Regions from separate parts of the Mus musculus genome. Here region 2 is linked to region 1. Evidence: chromatin loops called from intact Hi-C (ENCODE). Cell type or tissue: heart. All regions are shown on one strand.

Region 1 (8,000 bases):
AAACAACAAAAACTGACTTAAAACCTGAAATAAGAAAAAGATGCTAAAAGAAGACTAAGCGTAAAATGTATCCAACTCCTGCCTTAAAAGTCAGTAAGATCAGCGAGAAAGGCTTTATTTATTGGTGGTTTCCTGCTTTTGCAAACACACCTGAGGTTTAAGATACATATTGTGAGACATGTGTGTATACCCATACTGAGATGTGGTGACAACGCACCAAAATAGCGTGGGGTAACTTTAAAAACGTGTTTTCCAAGTGCTGCCTTTCAAATGACCCTAGTGTAGGTCCTGAAAGATACTAGGAGATACTATGTAACTAGGAGAAACTGCATAGTACAAGCACCGGCTAGCCACACTACCTGGAATTCATCAGCTGCAGAGTAAACGGATCCTTCAGTTGTTTTTATGTAAAACAAGGGTAATACAAGAAATGTGTAACTTCAACGTGGCAGCAAAATGGCCAATCATTTAACATTCCTATCTCTGGTTTCCAAATCCCCTATGTTGGTGTCTTATAGAATGCATGTTTTTCTTATCTAATCACTCTAACCACAGGCATAGTTTGGGTTTCCTTAAATTCCCTTAAATAATCAGCTTTTACAGAATCATTCTGCTGATAAAAGCACTGAATTTTTTTGCTTATGAAAATGTAGTCTTCTCACAATTTTCCAAAACCCTCTCTAGTATGTGAAAGGAGATAGAAGCATCATCCACTTCCTTGAAAAAAAAAACCGCTTTCCATGTTACCCTAGAAGAATTTCACATGTTTTGAATTTTTTAAGTTGAAAAAAGAAGTCTTTACACATAAGTGCTTTCTTTTACGCTAATGGCTCTCTTGATGATAAAATAAAGATCAATGTAACTCTAAGCTCCAGGCTAACGAACTGCAGGGGACAGAAACAAGCAACTTGGCAGAGCTCTGCTTAAAGGCTACTAGTAAAATATACCAGCTCCCCCCCTCCCCCACCCCTTTAAGGTTTCAATTAAGATGGGGCCTAGTTTTACTCATAGAAAGCCACAGAAAGAGAAAGCACAACTCCTGTTACAAAGTCTCTTCAGCGAAGGCAACTCCAGAAAGGAGACAAAAACCATCCCCTTCCTTTACCACTCAAAAGATGGCAATTCAATGTTCCGATCACAAAAGATGGTGTGAAATGAATGTTTAACGTCATTATGTCTCTTTAACACAACATAAAAATGGGATTTGTTTTCCTGATTGCAACTCTTTCTGTTGTCTCTACTGGATTAGTTACGCATAAACTTGTTTAACAAGGCATATACACTTTCAAAATTAACTTAAGTGTTTCAATTGGTGAAAAAGGCACTTTTAAAGCCCTCCAGAATTCCTCAGCACAAGCACAAGAGTAAAGATCACATTACATACAGAGATTATCACAGCCCCCCAAAGATACCCAATCTGCATGTTAGCAGACACGCAGGCCAGTCTACTAGCCAGTATGAACTGGGGAAATGAACCCAGTCACAAAACCAAAAAAGAACAAATTAAGAGTTAATGCCTGGCTAAAAGGAGGCCGAGAAGGAAGTAACTTCACTATGTAAGGAATTACAAAACATCAAAGGTTAGATAATGGACAACAGGTGTCTTTGGAGAGAAAAGAACCACAATGCATTGCTCCTATTTTAGGATTTCCATTCTCAAAGCTGTATAACAACAATGATTTTTTTTTCCCCTCAAGAAAGTCAAGACCAAAATTGTGCCTTTACTATTTAACAACTGTAAGAGCCTGATGCTCTTCTGTTTACTTTTTAACTTTACTTTAAAAAAAAAATCCATCTAATCCCAATCTTGTGTGGGCAGATTAAAATATGGCTTAGTGCCAGATGGTTTGCTGATCAGTGAACATTAACTAACTAGAGATTTATTATCACGAAATGGAAAAAGAAAAGCATCCGACTATACACGCTACTACCACATAAACTAGTCAAATATACAAATCAAACCCAGTCGCTGGTATCACATAACCGCAGTATCAGCAAAAACAGAATCGTTTCTCTCACCGTAACACTGAAATCTCTACAGTAACTGGATTCCAGTGGCCTCAAAGAATAGCCATTCCAGACACAGGTACTGGTTACCCTGGAGTTCTGTTCCTCAAGTCAGTCACAACATTTAGCACCTGTACTCTGGTTAAATGGAACACTGAGAAAACACTTCAGCCAACAGGATACCCTATCCCTTTCTCTCCATTCCACAAAGACAGCATATTCCAAAAATGGAGAATCCTTTCTTTTCCGATTGAGGCCCCCTCTTATGGGTTCATTGGGCAGGATTACTTCTCTCCAGCACGCATGGAGAGCATACTTCTGCTTTCACTCTTAAAGAGGGTCCCCCAACACAGATGCGCCTCTTCCTTCCCTGTATTGAGTAGATGATAATGCTCTCCACCACTGCAAAACGTTCAGGGAAGTGGAGGGAAGCTGTCAGTTACTGAGGGCTACTTAATAAATCTTCAAATATAAAGACTGAAAGGGGTGACTCCAATCCAGAAGTGGGACTGGGGATTCCTACTCCCTCCGGAAAGGCTGCCCCAATCTTGCCTATCATTCCGTTTAAGTGGAGAGATGTACTCTGAGGGAGAGTCTGTATTTGATGAAGGGGTGCCCTGACTTTAACGGGGTGGGGGGGTCAGAAGAAGGTGCTAAGTGTACCGGGAGGGACGTAGCAGCGGCTGGAGGGTCGTTGAGGGGAAGGAGGGCCCCCGCACTGAAGGGGGCTCTGGGAAGAAGGGAGGGTCTGGAGGCGAGGGCTGCATGGGGGGAGGGGCCGCCCGTCCCGGAGGCGGCGGCGGGGCTGCAGCCTCGCGGGGACCATGTGCCGGGAGCGGCGGCCACCCGCAGGGGCAGCCCGGGGAGCAGGGCCCGCGGCGCGCGCGCGCGCAGGAAGCCGGGGTCCCGGGTTACGTACGAGGGGCGCGAGCCCGCGGCCGGACTCACCGAGGCTGCCGGCGAAACCGTCCATCTTGCGGGGACCGCGCCGGGCTCGGGGCTCAGCGGGGCGGGCGCTTCATTCAGCGCCCCGACCGTGCGGCGGCCGCGGGACCTGACCCGCCGGTTCTCAGCGTCGCCCGGCGCGGCTTCCGACTCCCGCCGCCGCCGTCCGCCGGTCAGCCCGTCAGCCCCGAGGGTCAGTCGGTCAATCAGGTTGAGAGCCGCGCCGCCCGCCGCCTGCCCGGCCTCTCTCCCTCTCTCTCTCTCTCTCCTAAGCCGCAGCCGTGAGCGCCGCGCCGCGCCGCGCCGCGCCCCGCCCCCGCGCCCGCGCGCAGCCACGGCTCCGCCCCCGCGCACGCCGTCACGCTTCCGATCCCGCCCCACGTGACGGAACGGGGCGGGGCTTCCCGCGACACGCCCCTCCCTCTCTGCCCTGCCTCCGCAGCCGCAGAGAACTCTTGAGAGTTAGGAGGCTATTGGCTGCTCTTGTGTTCCTGGCCCGGTTTCGCCACCAGGATTCTCCAGCCCGAAACTGGGTCTGAGTGGACGGGGCTCGTGGGTGTCCTGCTGCTAGAAAGCTGACCTGCACTGTGGGATTCTTTCCCTCTGGGAAGCCCGCGGAGCACAGTTCTAGAGTTCTTTTGAAGGGAGGTAACGAGGAGGCTAACGAGTGAGAGGAAAGATTCCCCTTCTTGGGGTTCCCCTCTCCTCTAGTCAGTGAGAATTCTAGGTAGAGACAAGACTTTTTGACCAGCCTGAGGCCATGTCTGCCACAACCGCAGGTTCTAGGACAGAGCACAAGCAAACAATGTTAATGCTGGATGAAAAGAGTTCGTCTTACCCAAGTCTTATGAGGAAAGTGCACGTAAAAGACTGGCTTGGCTTACTCTCCTTTTGTTCTTCCCATCAGGGCACAAAGCCACCGGATAGCCTATCAGGAAACTATAGCACAGACTATTAGTTTTTAAATAAACCTTAGTTCTAGGCTCAAATCTATGAAGTCACCTAACTAAATTTAGGCCTTGCTTTAATTTATTTGCAAATTCAAGTGCTAGACTGTACCTGAGGCTGACCTCTGGCACACGCATGCACAAGCACAACCAAAACTCATCCCATCTTCTTCAACCCTCTAATCTTTTATTATTATTATTTTATTTTTTAAAGATTTTTTTTAAATTTATATGGGTACACTGTCACCCGGTTACAGATGGTTGTGAGTCACCATGTGGTTGCGGGGAATTGAACTCAGGACCTCTGGAAGAGCAGTCAGGGCTCTTAACCGCTGAGCTATATCTCTCCAGCTCTCAACCCTCTGATTTTATCCTCTTTCCTTACAAAGACATTTGAATAGTTTAGGTCCCTTCTAGGTCGATGTGCAGATTAGAGTAACAAAAAACTGTAAGGTGTCTCAGAGACTAAATTAGATATACCTTTTAAAGTAGCTGGGTTAGGAAAAAAATAAGAATGTCTGTTAATAGAGTTGTAGGTTACAAGGAACAAATTGAAGTAAGGAGAGAAGAAATGGGGAACAACAACTGCCATGAAAAGAATTGACAGAATTAAATGGTTGAAAGGATTGTTAAACATCCTTGAAGGATACCTCTCCCCTTTGATGCCTTTTTAAACTTCTTTCCTAAGGGCCTGGGAGTGTACCTCGGTGACCAATTGTGCTTAGTAAATAGGAGGCACTGGGTTTGATCCCCAGCTCTGGAAACAGCCAACAAACAAAATCTAACTTAAAAACTTAAGGAAACATCACAGCAAACCTAGGAGGTCAGTGTTGTAAACAGGACACAGCAAGGCTGAGAGATGACAGTCAGTAATGTGCTTCCCACAGAAGCAGGGAAAGTGTACTGATGTACACTTACAATCCCAGATCTGGGAAGGCAGAGACAAACTGAACGCCAGGGCATCCTGGCCAGCCAGCCTCCACAGAGAGGTCCTATCTCATAAACAGCTCATGAGGAACTGTACCTGAGGCTGACCTCTGGCACACGCATGCACAAGCACAACAAATGAAAACCTGACATTGGCTTTTTAAAAAATGTTTAACTAAAAGAAGAGAATAGTAAGTCAGGTTTTCTTCTAGCATGGTGAACCAATTTTTAAGTTTTCAATAATTGAAGTAGAACTTGATTTCCTACTTATAGTAAAGCCATATATATAGTATATATATGTATATATTATATATGTATATATCACATATAGGTATACATACGTATATATTACATATATGTATATATGTGTGTATATGTATATATTACATATGTGTATATATTATATGTATATATGCGTGTATATTATATATGTATATATTACATATATGTATATATTACATATATGCTATACATTATATATAATTGCTAGAGGCATTCTGATTAATTTCATATGATTCACATTTTAAAAAGAAAAACACAAGTATTATACATTTAAAATTCTACAGCACTGCGTTACTGAGTATGTTCTTGACAGGAGACAAATGTCTATTTTGGCTTGCCATCAATGAAGGCCAAATTCTCTACTTACAATGTACTTATCTGATGACTGCAAGGACCTTCCCCTTTGGCTTTGTGTGTTGCAACCCTTGCTCCTCCCACACTCCTCACATACTGCCAGGGCCAGCTGTATGTCCATATGGTGTTCTAACCTCTAGCCCTGAAATTCTATGCTGGGACGCCAGGCAAGTCAGTGAGCTGAGCCACAGGAGCACTCCCGAAATCTATCGCTAAACAAAAGTAGCTGGCACTGATTCAATGCAAATGGCCGTGGTCTGGGTGGAATATTTCACTAAGCCTAACATCAAATGTATCCCCAACTCTTTGAAAGCTAGTTGCCCCAGATATCTAGTTATTCCAATAGTTCCTGCCGGAGTGGAATACGTGACTAAGGGAAGGAAGGCTGTGATGGAAAGATGCGCCTTCTTACACACTCAGTGCAGGCACACTCAGGGCAGGCACACTCAGGGCAGGCACACTCAGTGCAGGCTCAGGCTGCCGGGCATGCTGTGTTTTCCTGTAAGCTCAGCACCCTGGAGGCTGAGTCAGGGAGACCAAAAGGTCAAGATCATCTTCACATCCATAGCAAGTCTAAGGGGAGCCTGGACAAAAAGAAACCTTGTAATTAATCCTATCTTCAAAAGTAAGACAGACAAACCAACAGGAAAAGTGGAGGCAAGGGATGAAGACATCTGAAGATCAAGCATTGTATATTTCATGATAAATCTGCCTGTGTCAGTTATTTTTACCTAAGTAATCCAGATTTATTCTAACCATTGAAATCAGCCAAAGAAGTTTTTAAACAAAAACGAAAGCAAAAACAAAAAACAAACCAAAAAGCTGAGACAGAAAAAAAATGAAATTAAAAACTCAGAACAATACAAATAAAGACTGAAGAGATGAGTAGGGTAGTCTCAATGGGTAGGGTAGTCTCAATGGGTAGGGTAGTCTCAATGGGTAGATTAGTCTCAATGGGTAGGGTAGTCTCAATGGGTAGATTAATCTCAATGGGTAAGGTAGTCTCAATGGGTAGATTAGTCTCAATGGGTAGGGTAGTCTCAATGGGTAAGGTAGTCTCAATGGGTAGGGTAGTCTCAATGGGTAGGGTAGTCTCAATGGGTAGGGTAGTCTCAATGGGTAGATTAATCTCAATGGGTAGATTAATCTCAATGGGTAAGGTAGTCTCAATGGGTTGGGTAGTCTCAATGGGTAGGGTAGTCTCAAGGGTAGAGTAGTCTCAAGGGTAGGGTAGTCTCAAGGGTAGGGTAGTCTCAATGGGTAGAGTAGTCTCAAGGGTAGAGTAGTCTCAAGGATAGGGTAGTCTCCATGGGTAGGGCAGTCTCAAGGGTAAGGTAGTCTCAATGGGTAGAGTAGTCTCAAGGGTAGGGTAGTCTCAATAGGTAGGGTAGTTTCATGTAGGGCAGTAGACCGTGCCAGGAAACGTGGTAAGACTGAGCAGGTTGAAAGTCCCAGAACTTTGTATCAGAGAATGGTAGGAGCTTCGCTTGCTTCCAACCAGGCCCTTGTCACGTGACCACACTCCCTACATAGGAACGTGATTTACAATCGTGTAGATGAGAGTTTTCCATGCTACTGAGGTATCTAGAGACCCTGAGAGTTAGCCAATAAGTTTCCCTTCCCAGACATCCCTTCCTACAAAAGGTATTTAACCTCTGGTCCACCCTGAGGAGGTGATACACATCCATTTTCCAAGATGAACAATCAGTAAACAATTTGGAACCAAGGACTATCTCTCTCATCAAGAACCACCACCGTGGGGAGCATGGAAAAAGCCTTTGTCTACAGAGCCCCGCCATCTAAGTCTCCACAGAAGGCCCCCTCCACACTCCCAGACATCACTATTAAGCTACCCCACCCCCTGCTCCAGGCTCCTTATCATAGGCCTGTGGACCCTGGACCCTTCCGTTCCTGACTCCTCTGCAAGGTTTTCAGTGGTGACTGGATGCCCAGGAGTCAGGGAACCTCAACTTTGGTCTCCCACATCTTAGGCTGCGTTTTCCCACCCCCTGAGCAGTGTATCTGCACTTCCTGAAAGCCCATCACCCTACGGTAGGTATAGAGTAAATGTGGAAGTAGTCTCAGTGGGTAGGTGTGGGGAGCGGGTGTGGCGGCAGTCCCAAAGGCGCCAGGGACTGCAGCTAAGTCATATGACTTGCACCTGACTTCCTCATATAAGCCACAAACATCTTGAGAGCTGCGCAGGTGCACCAGGATACCGGTGAATCCAATTTGATGGAGATATGCCCCTGCTGCCCTGATTAGCTGAAGCTGCGTGCCTGGTGAGGTGGCGTGGCCTGCTGTGCGTGGATGAGAACTGAGAGTATAAAAGAGTGAGAGGCCCAGGGTTCGGGGGAGATATAAAAGCAAGGGAGATATATAAACAAGGGAGATATAGAGAAAGAAGAAACAGGACTGAATAAACGTGTGCAGAAGGATCCTGTAGCAGCGTCGTTCTTCCTGGCCAGTTGAGCGCGTGCAAGAAGTGGTGCCGAAACCCGAGAAACATCTTCAGGCACGAGTGAAGACCCCCTGCTA
Region 2 (8,000 bases), 81 kb before region 1:
TTTTAGAAACAGTAGACTGCGTACGTTTAGACTGCAGTCACTCGTGTTATGGGTGCTACTGCTGAAGACCTCTGAATTTCTAGTGTGCTGACAGCTTCAGCATCTTCTCCCACAGATGTCTACTTTAAGAACCCTGAACATGTGCTGGAGAGATGGCTCAGCGGTTAAGAGCACTCACTGGCTGTTCTTCCAGAGGACCTGAGTTCAATTCCCAGCATCCACATGACAGCTCACAACTGTCTCTAACTCCAAGATCTGACATCTTTATACAGACATACATGTATGAAACAGGCAAAAACATCAATGCATATAAATAGAATAAAAATAAACGATTCAGATCCCTGAGCATGGTGGTGGATGCCTGTAACCCCACATTTTGGAGGCTGAAACAAGAGGACAGGAGTTATTGGCCATCTGGTAGCACACTAACCTTAAGACCAGAAAGGCAGGGCAGTGGTGGCACACGCCTTTAATCCCAGCACTTGGGAGGCAGAGGCAGAGGCAGATGGATTTCTGAGTTCGAGGCCAGCCTGGTCTACAAAGTGAGTTCCAGGACAGCCAGGACTACACAGAGAAACCATGTCTTGAAAAACCAAACCAAACCAAACCAAAACAAAAAGACCAGAAAGGTTATCTAAGATATCATTTCAAAAAAAATTTTTTTTCTAGTTTACAATTTTTAGAACTAATAGTTTCTTCTAAATTAGAGTCTCAAACATAAGCAAAATACAGAAAAGCGTGATGACACTAAACTGCTACAAACCCAGGGATCTACTCATTTTCAGCTGTTTCTTTAATGGCAATTCTGTCTATAAACCATGCAGCTAAAACCCAAAGAGATGCTGGAGAAAGGAACTCTGGTTTTATAGTAGAAACTGACAAAGATCCTTTTTGGAAGACTTCCTAGAACCAGCTAATGACCCAAGTGTCTACCTGTGAACCATGTGTGTACAGAAGTCCTGGGAGATCAGAAGAGGGCACTGGATCCCTGGTAACTGGAGCTCTAGGTGGTCATAACTTGCCATATGTGACAGGAACCAAACCCAGGTCCTCTGTAAGAACAACAGGTGCTCTTAACCACCAAGCCATCTCTCTGACCAGTAGTATGAAAGTAATGATATTTTAGAATTCAACAAACCAGGTTGGCTGTGTTGGCATATAGCTTTAATTCCAAAATTCAGGAGGCAGAGGCAGCTTGGTCTACAACGAATTCCAGGCCAACCAGTTTAGACCTTGTCTTTGAAAAACATAAAGAAGAGAAAAAGTTCAACAAAATAATGTTATATATAAGAAAATTAAAAAATGTGTGTGTGTGTGTGCGCGCGCACGCGTGTGTATGAATGTGTGTATGTGTAGGCGTAAGCGGTGGTGAATGACTTAAATCCCAACAGTCTAATCTAAAAAAAAGTCCTAGGTATAGCGCCTACCAAATGTGATGTACTTAATACCAACTAGGATAAAACCTGGGTTTGAAAATTTGACTAGTATTAAAATGCTATTTTTTTCACCTTCTTTGTTCTATTAGCAAAATTTCCTAAAGTCTTAGTGTGTGTGATATATACACATAATGATAATACAAAAACCATGGTCCTAGCAATTTAGGAACTTACCTCAGAAATAGATACACAGATATATAAGAAATTTGGATGTTAATTAAAAAAATAAGCCAACTTACAATTAATCAATTTTGAACTTCTTTCTTTCTTTCTTTTTTTTTTTTTTAAACAACTCTGTCAAAATTCCTTGAAAACATCACACACAGGAGGTTACTTATGTGTTTGGACTTTTACAGCCCCCCTCCCCAAGGGCTTTCCTTCTGAACGGTCAGGTAACAGCATAGCTACACAGTGAGCCCCTGCTGCCCAGAGGAGGGGAAGGAGGAGGGGATGCAGCGGTAAAGCCTGCATCTCTCCAACCCTGCTTTCCTAACTAACTGGGCAGGAGAAGAGACACAAGGTTCCGGGGACTACAGAAACCTGGGTGCACATGAAACTGATTCAGCAGGACTAATAAACAGGTTTTAATTTTCATGCTTTGTGCTTTGCTTTGAGGGTTTGTGAAATTGGGTTTCATTCTTAAGCAAGGCTGTCCTGAACTCCTGCCATAGACCTGCCTCAGCCTCTCAACTGCTGGGATTACAGGTGTGAGCCCCACACCTGGCTCTCCTGTCTTATTTCTTTTTAAAAACATTTGGATAAAATCAAACAAAATGTGAAGATATGATAAACCTGGGTCAAATTATAGGTGCTGCTTGTAGTATTTACATACATTTTGAGAAAGAAAAAATATTTCACAATCTTTAAACATTTAAAAGTGTTACTAAAGGGGAAGAGGAATCAGTATTTTTGGTGAAGCTATTCCTTGGTGAACCAACGGGTGAGTAGCTTAGGGAAACAGCAGCTAAGTTCATGTGTAACTTTAGACACTGTAGAACTGTCATGTTTTAAAGCTGCTGTGACACAGGGAACTCTGCTCCTACATCTCATGTTTTTTCTTTTGCATTATTCACTTGTCCCTGATCTGAGTGAGGTGTCTGGTGAAGAAGAATAAACACATATGCTACAAACGTAATGGCTAACAAATACAACACTGTATGTATCCTGTGATCGGTGATCTACCTGTTATGTCTTACCATGATAAAAGTCACCTATTTCATTCATTTTCTTTGGACAGCTTAAATGTTACTGTATCAGAAATTCCTTCCCTACCACTCTACACAGCAACCTGTCCTTACTCTTTCCAAACATGTATCATCTCATAACACCAGGAATTTGTTATAGTCTGTCTATATCATGTATGTGTGGCATACTGTTACCAAATTCTACATGGTTCAGACATAGTAACTGTGATAACTGTAAGTACTTAGTACAGGGCCTGGCAAGGAAATACTCAAATTTTTGTTAAACAAACAACTAAGTATATTAAATGGTTATCTGATAAAGGAACAATTCAAAAGCATTTTAGATCTATAAGAGCTATTAGAATCTCAAGCTTATTTATGGCTTAATTTTTCTCTTTCCAATTCAATAAATGTTTATATTGGTTATTTAACATTTATTTGAGGGGCTAAAGAGAAGGCTTAGCAGGTAAGTGTTTGTTGTACAAGCATGAAGACTGGGGTGTCTATCTCCAGTACCCATGTCAATCAGGCCAAGCATGGTGACCTGCCTGTCCCACAGCTCAGACGACAGACAGGTGATCCCTGGAGCAAGTCAGCTACCTAGACCCGCTGAACTGGTCAGCTCTTGTTTCTAATGACAGTTCATGGAGGAAGACCCCAGACATCAAACTTCTGGCCACCGGATGGCACACAGAACATACACGTGTGTCCACAAACATGTGAACAAACACATGAAAAAAAGAAATGTTTGAAAGCAACCATTTAACTAACTCCAATCATTGTAGGCTTTTTAGTAACATTTGCTTCTCAATCGATGCTTTCTTCAACTACACAGATTTCATAAAATTACCTGCTGGAGAAAATAGATTTCTAACAAAGAGATGGAATGAGTGCAGCAGGTAATTTTATGAAAGCTACTTACTGTATAAACTGACAACAAGACTGTCCCACGGTATGCTTAAGGGAAAAGTTTTTAACTATACATATGAGAGAAAGAATAGCCAGAGGTACCACAGCAGAGAGAGAGAGAGAGAGAGAGAGAGAGAAAGAGAGAGAGAAAGAGAGAGAGGGAGTAGGGGGAGGGGAGGGGAGGGGAGGAGAGGAGATTGGACACAGCCAGCAGGCTGGGCATGTGAGAGAGAGAGGAGACTAGCAGGGGCCAGAGGGTAGAGAGCAGAGTGAGCAGCAGGAGCAGAGAGCACGAGCCCAGTGAGGATACGGGGTATGATGAGGGTGAGTGACTGTGGGGAGGAGGGCTAGGATGCTAGCTGGCACCGACACTGTGTTATTAATGCATCCTCTGACATCTAACAGGTATCACAGTCAGCTAGATGCCCCTTCTGCCAGAGCTAAGGGAAATGACCCCTGTTGGCAGATGGAAACTAGTTTCCCAAGTTCCTGAGGAAGGCAGGCTTTCCTCTAACCACCAGAAATCCTCCCATAGTCCCGCTTGAGCTCATTGGACTGCCTTTTGGAGTTTGAGGAAGTGGGAGTTTCCCTAGCGAGCTCAGTGCGTGCAGGGCTGCAGTCTACAATTAAAGAATGGACAGTGTTTGCCTAGCATGAGAGGCCTCAGGTTTAATTCTCAGCATCACACAACAAACACAGCCACAACTGCTTTTTAGTAAGTTACAAACTGAAGCATTGTACCAAAGCCTAGCTGCTGCATCTAACAATAGACATCCCTACAGGAAAACTTAAGTTCTAACTGTGAAGCAATTTACCTCCACTATGACTATAACAAAAGTCTATAACCAGGAAGAGAGCAAGTGTCTGGTGAACATCTAAGCCAGTAGGAGCTTTTGCCTCTCCTCTCATACCTGACCTCAAAGCTGCCAGGGTACATCGTTTCTCACTGCCACCTGCTTTCAACCAGGACACCCGCTTTCGTGGCTGGCAGTTGTTCAGAACGTGCAGCCTTTCCAAGCTTTCCTCTTACTTTGCTATGACTCAAGGCAGAAGACTTTAGGTAGATTTTTCTGGTATCGCTCACCTACAAGTATCAAATGTAAATAGATTTCTTCCCATGTCAAAGCAGATGGGTTAGAACCAGTAGTGGTTGTCATTGGCCAAAATAAAATAAAATAGATAAATAACAATTTTAAAAGAATGTCAAAAATGATTTTAGCATTAATATATAAAATATTAGAAAATATGTTGTAATATGTCATATAAATGAAAATCGTACTTTAAAAATGTATTTAGCTCTTACAGCAAACAAATACTATGTTTTCATTCTATTTTATACATTTGAGTGTAGGGCTTTTAAACACACAAGACAGACACACAGACACACACACACTGCGATTTTAACACAAAAACAGACTTGGGAAAGTGAAATAATGAGTTCAATGTCAGCTTCTAGACACCAGAAGCCATGAGTGTAGATGTCTACTGTATATCTGTAGGTGGGCTAAGGAGTTTTTGTTTTGTTTTCCAAGTTTTAAAGACAACTGCAGTGTAATTATTGTAGCTCTTTTACACATGTGTGCCTCTGCAGCACTCTTTCAGCAGAGGTCACATGTCAGGGTCTCCAGAGCTAGTCTCCACAATGCTCCCTTCCTACTGCCCACTCCGTGCACCTGCTCAACAATTGAGAATCTGTCAGCTTCTTTTCCTAAATTCAGTGGGATGGAACTAACCATGACTAAACAAGAGTGTTGATGGGGGTGGGGAGGAATTGAAGGGATGGCTTAACGGTTAAGAGCACTCACTTATCTGAAGTTCCTGAGTTAAATCCCCCCCCCCCCCAACCTGAGACAGGGTTTCTTTGTGTAGCCCTGGCTGTCCTGGAACTCACTTTGTAGACCAGGCTGGCCTCGAACTCAGAAATCTGCCTGCCTCTGCCTCCCAAGTGCTGGGATTAATAGGCGTGTGCCACCACCGCCTAGTTTTTGCGTGGAGTGTTCCACCCTTAAGAGTTATGTGAAGGAAGCGTCGCTGTGACCACTATCCTCAGGCCAGAACGCTATTCCAGGACACGGCCATTAGGCCTAGGCCATGAGGCTACCAAACAGAAGAGTGTGGACAAGAGACTCCTCACATTCACTGTTCTTTCTAGGATCAGCGTCTCTAGTTAACTACGGTCAGCTAGAGTTAGAGTGTGTTTGTAAATAAATTCAGTATTTTCCTTGAGTATGTCAGCATTATGGAATCTACACTACTGTACTACAAAAAAATTCAGATCTAACTAAAGAATATCATCACATTTCAACTTATTTATAATTGGTATAAAAATGGATGACCTAAAGATTATAGCCAATAAGTATATTTTTCTTACTAAAAAATATAAAATATAAAATGAAAGCAAAAATCCACAGAAATTAAGTTAAATTGGTAACAAAAAATTTAAGCATATTTTAGCCAATTAATAGTCCAGATAACAAAGATAGTTATGACACAAGAGATGAGCTGCAAAAAACATGCACAGAAAAGGCAAGGTTTTATTTAAAACTGCATGCTTCAATTAAATTTGCAAGCAATCTGAGAATGTAAAAGTGATATATAAAACTTTACTTTGCAATTAAATATACATATACAGAGTTATTCTGTTTTGGTCAGAACAAGGCGACAGCAAGTAGCCAGAAATAAGAATTAATAAAAGAGAAAAAAATTAAGAGGAAGTGCTTTGCTAGACTCATTATATGATTCTTTTCAGCAAAAAGTAAACGATTATTTGCAACCAAGTTGGAAAGACAGGAAACTGAGTTAAAATTTATCAATCTTTTAAATGGCTTTTCTAGTATAGTTTTGGAGGAAATACATTTTTGGACTTCTTATGTTGTTATATTCATTTTTACCATTCACCTTAATTGTTCAGATCTCACAGATGATAGATTTTTTTTTTTTAAAAGCAGTTAATTTACTAGTTCAAATTACCACAGTATTTCCTTTGTTAAGAGGAAAGTCAGAGTTGAAATGCCAAAAAGCCAAATAAGAGATGGAGACAAGGCCAGCTCAGGGCAACCTGCGGAGCTTATCCTTACCTTGGCTGTTTTTTTCCCGGGTTGACATTTTTGCTGGTTGAGACAAAAATGACATATCTTACAATAAAAACCGAGCATTTTCTTAAATGACTACAGCAATACGTCTCCGATTACAATGAATAAATTATACTGAATAAAATTAAGGCATATTCTTATGAGTCAACAATAGTTAAAATGTTTTTTTTAAAAAGGCAAGTATTTTTAAAAAGAAATTTTAATTTACCTTGATTGACGATGACATCTTTATGTCTAAAAGAGAATACAAAGAACATTTATTATATATGGTTCATCATTAAAGTCACCTGAAAGAATTTAAAAATTTTGATGCCTAGCCCATAACTTAGATAAATGTCTACAAGTAAAATTCAGGAAGTAGTATTTTTTTCAGTTTCTCAGTAGTTTCAACTACTAATATATACTATTTTATAAAACAGTAAATATCACACAAGATCATCAAAACACTGAAAGCACATACAAAAAAAAAGTATAATACTTATATCTTACAAAACTGAGATACTGAAGAAAAATTAATAGAAGACTTAAAAAAATACACTGACAAGAAAAAAAATCAACTGAAATAGATTAAAAATTCAAATCAGGGGGTTGGTGAGAGAGCTTAGCAGTTGAGAGGGCTCACTGCTCTTCCAGAGGTCCTGAGTTCAATTCCCAGCGCCCCCCATCTGTAATGGGATCTGATGCCTTATTCTGGTGCATCTGAAGACTGCTACTCATATAAAAATAAAGTAATATGAATAAACTAAAAAAAAAAAAAACCAACAACAACAACAACAAAAAACAAACCAGGCACATCATTACCTACAACAGGCATGTTGTTACACACAACAGTGTAGAAACACAATTATTGATTTTCATACATGATAAAGTATAGCAACTTACTTGTCTGCATTTTTTATAACCTTTGATATTAGTTTTGATGTTGAAACCGTTTTCATTAATTTATTACGACTATCATCTGAATTTTCCCATGAGTTATGTGACTTTTCAGCTGTTGGTGGACGTTTTATGCTAGAAGAAACATATTAATTTCTTAGAGAAACATTCTGAGAAGCAATGACATGTAATCGACAGTTTCAATAGAAAATGACGGACGTTGTTAACATTCTCTTAAAGCAAATCCAGGGGTGAGAAGGATTAGTTGAGAGGAGCTGGCTGGATGAGTGGAGGGGTCAGCAAGGCAGTCAGGAAGTCTGCATTATGCTGTCATTCAAGAGATCTACTAGCAAAAACAGTATCTGAAAAAAAGAAATCTCTACAATCTGCTGTTAAGAAAGGAAAATGTGTAAATCTGTATGTAATAATTCTCATAGTTTGTAGCTATAAAAATGATTTATAAACCACTGAAATATGAGACTGCACGTTTCACTCATCTGTAA

The links. Peaks named below come from ENCODE experiments on the same cell type or tissue, not always from the same donor. Only the 100,000 strongest peaks of a DNase experiment are listed, where the experiment ranks them.
Region 2: a loop joins it to region 1, with 1.8 times the contacts of the local background. A loop is called at or near these places in 3 of 42 quality-filtered maps.

Annotation. Positions count from the first base shown.
Region 1 is chr17:83,346,195-83,354,194 of GRCm38, reverse strand. It overlaps Eml4 (echinoderm microtubule associated protein like 4), which reads right to left and starts at 3,254. Exons shown (of 23, transcript NM_001379374.1): 1 at 2,956-3,254. The coding sequence starts at 2,980. In heart, a CTCF peak has its summit at 3,458; DNase peaks (open chromatin) are centred at 2,434 and 3,344; H3K4me3 peaks cover 3,936 bases; H3K27ac peaks cover 3,192 bases.
Region 2 is chr17:83,426,855-83,434,854 of GRCm38, reverse strand. It overlaps Eml4 (echinoderm microtubule associated protein like 4), which reads right to left. Exons shown (of 23, transcript NM_001379374.1): 4 at 7,504-7,632; 5 at 6,830-6,855; 6 at 6,607-6,639. Among named protein-coding and RNA genes, the nearest start is that of Gm46594, 42 kb to the left of the region's middle. In heart, no CTCF peak of the experiment used is centred here; a DNase peak (open chromatin) is centred at 3,984.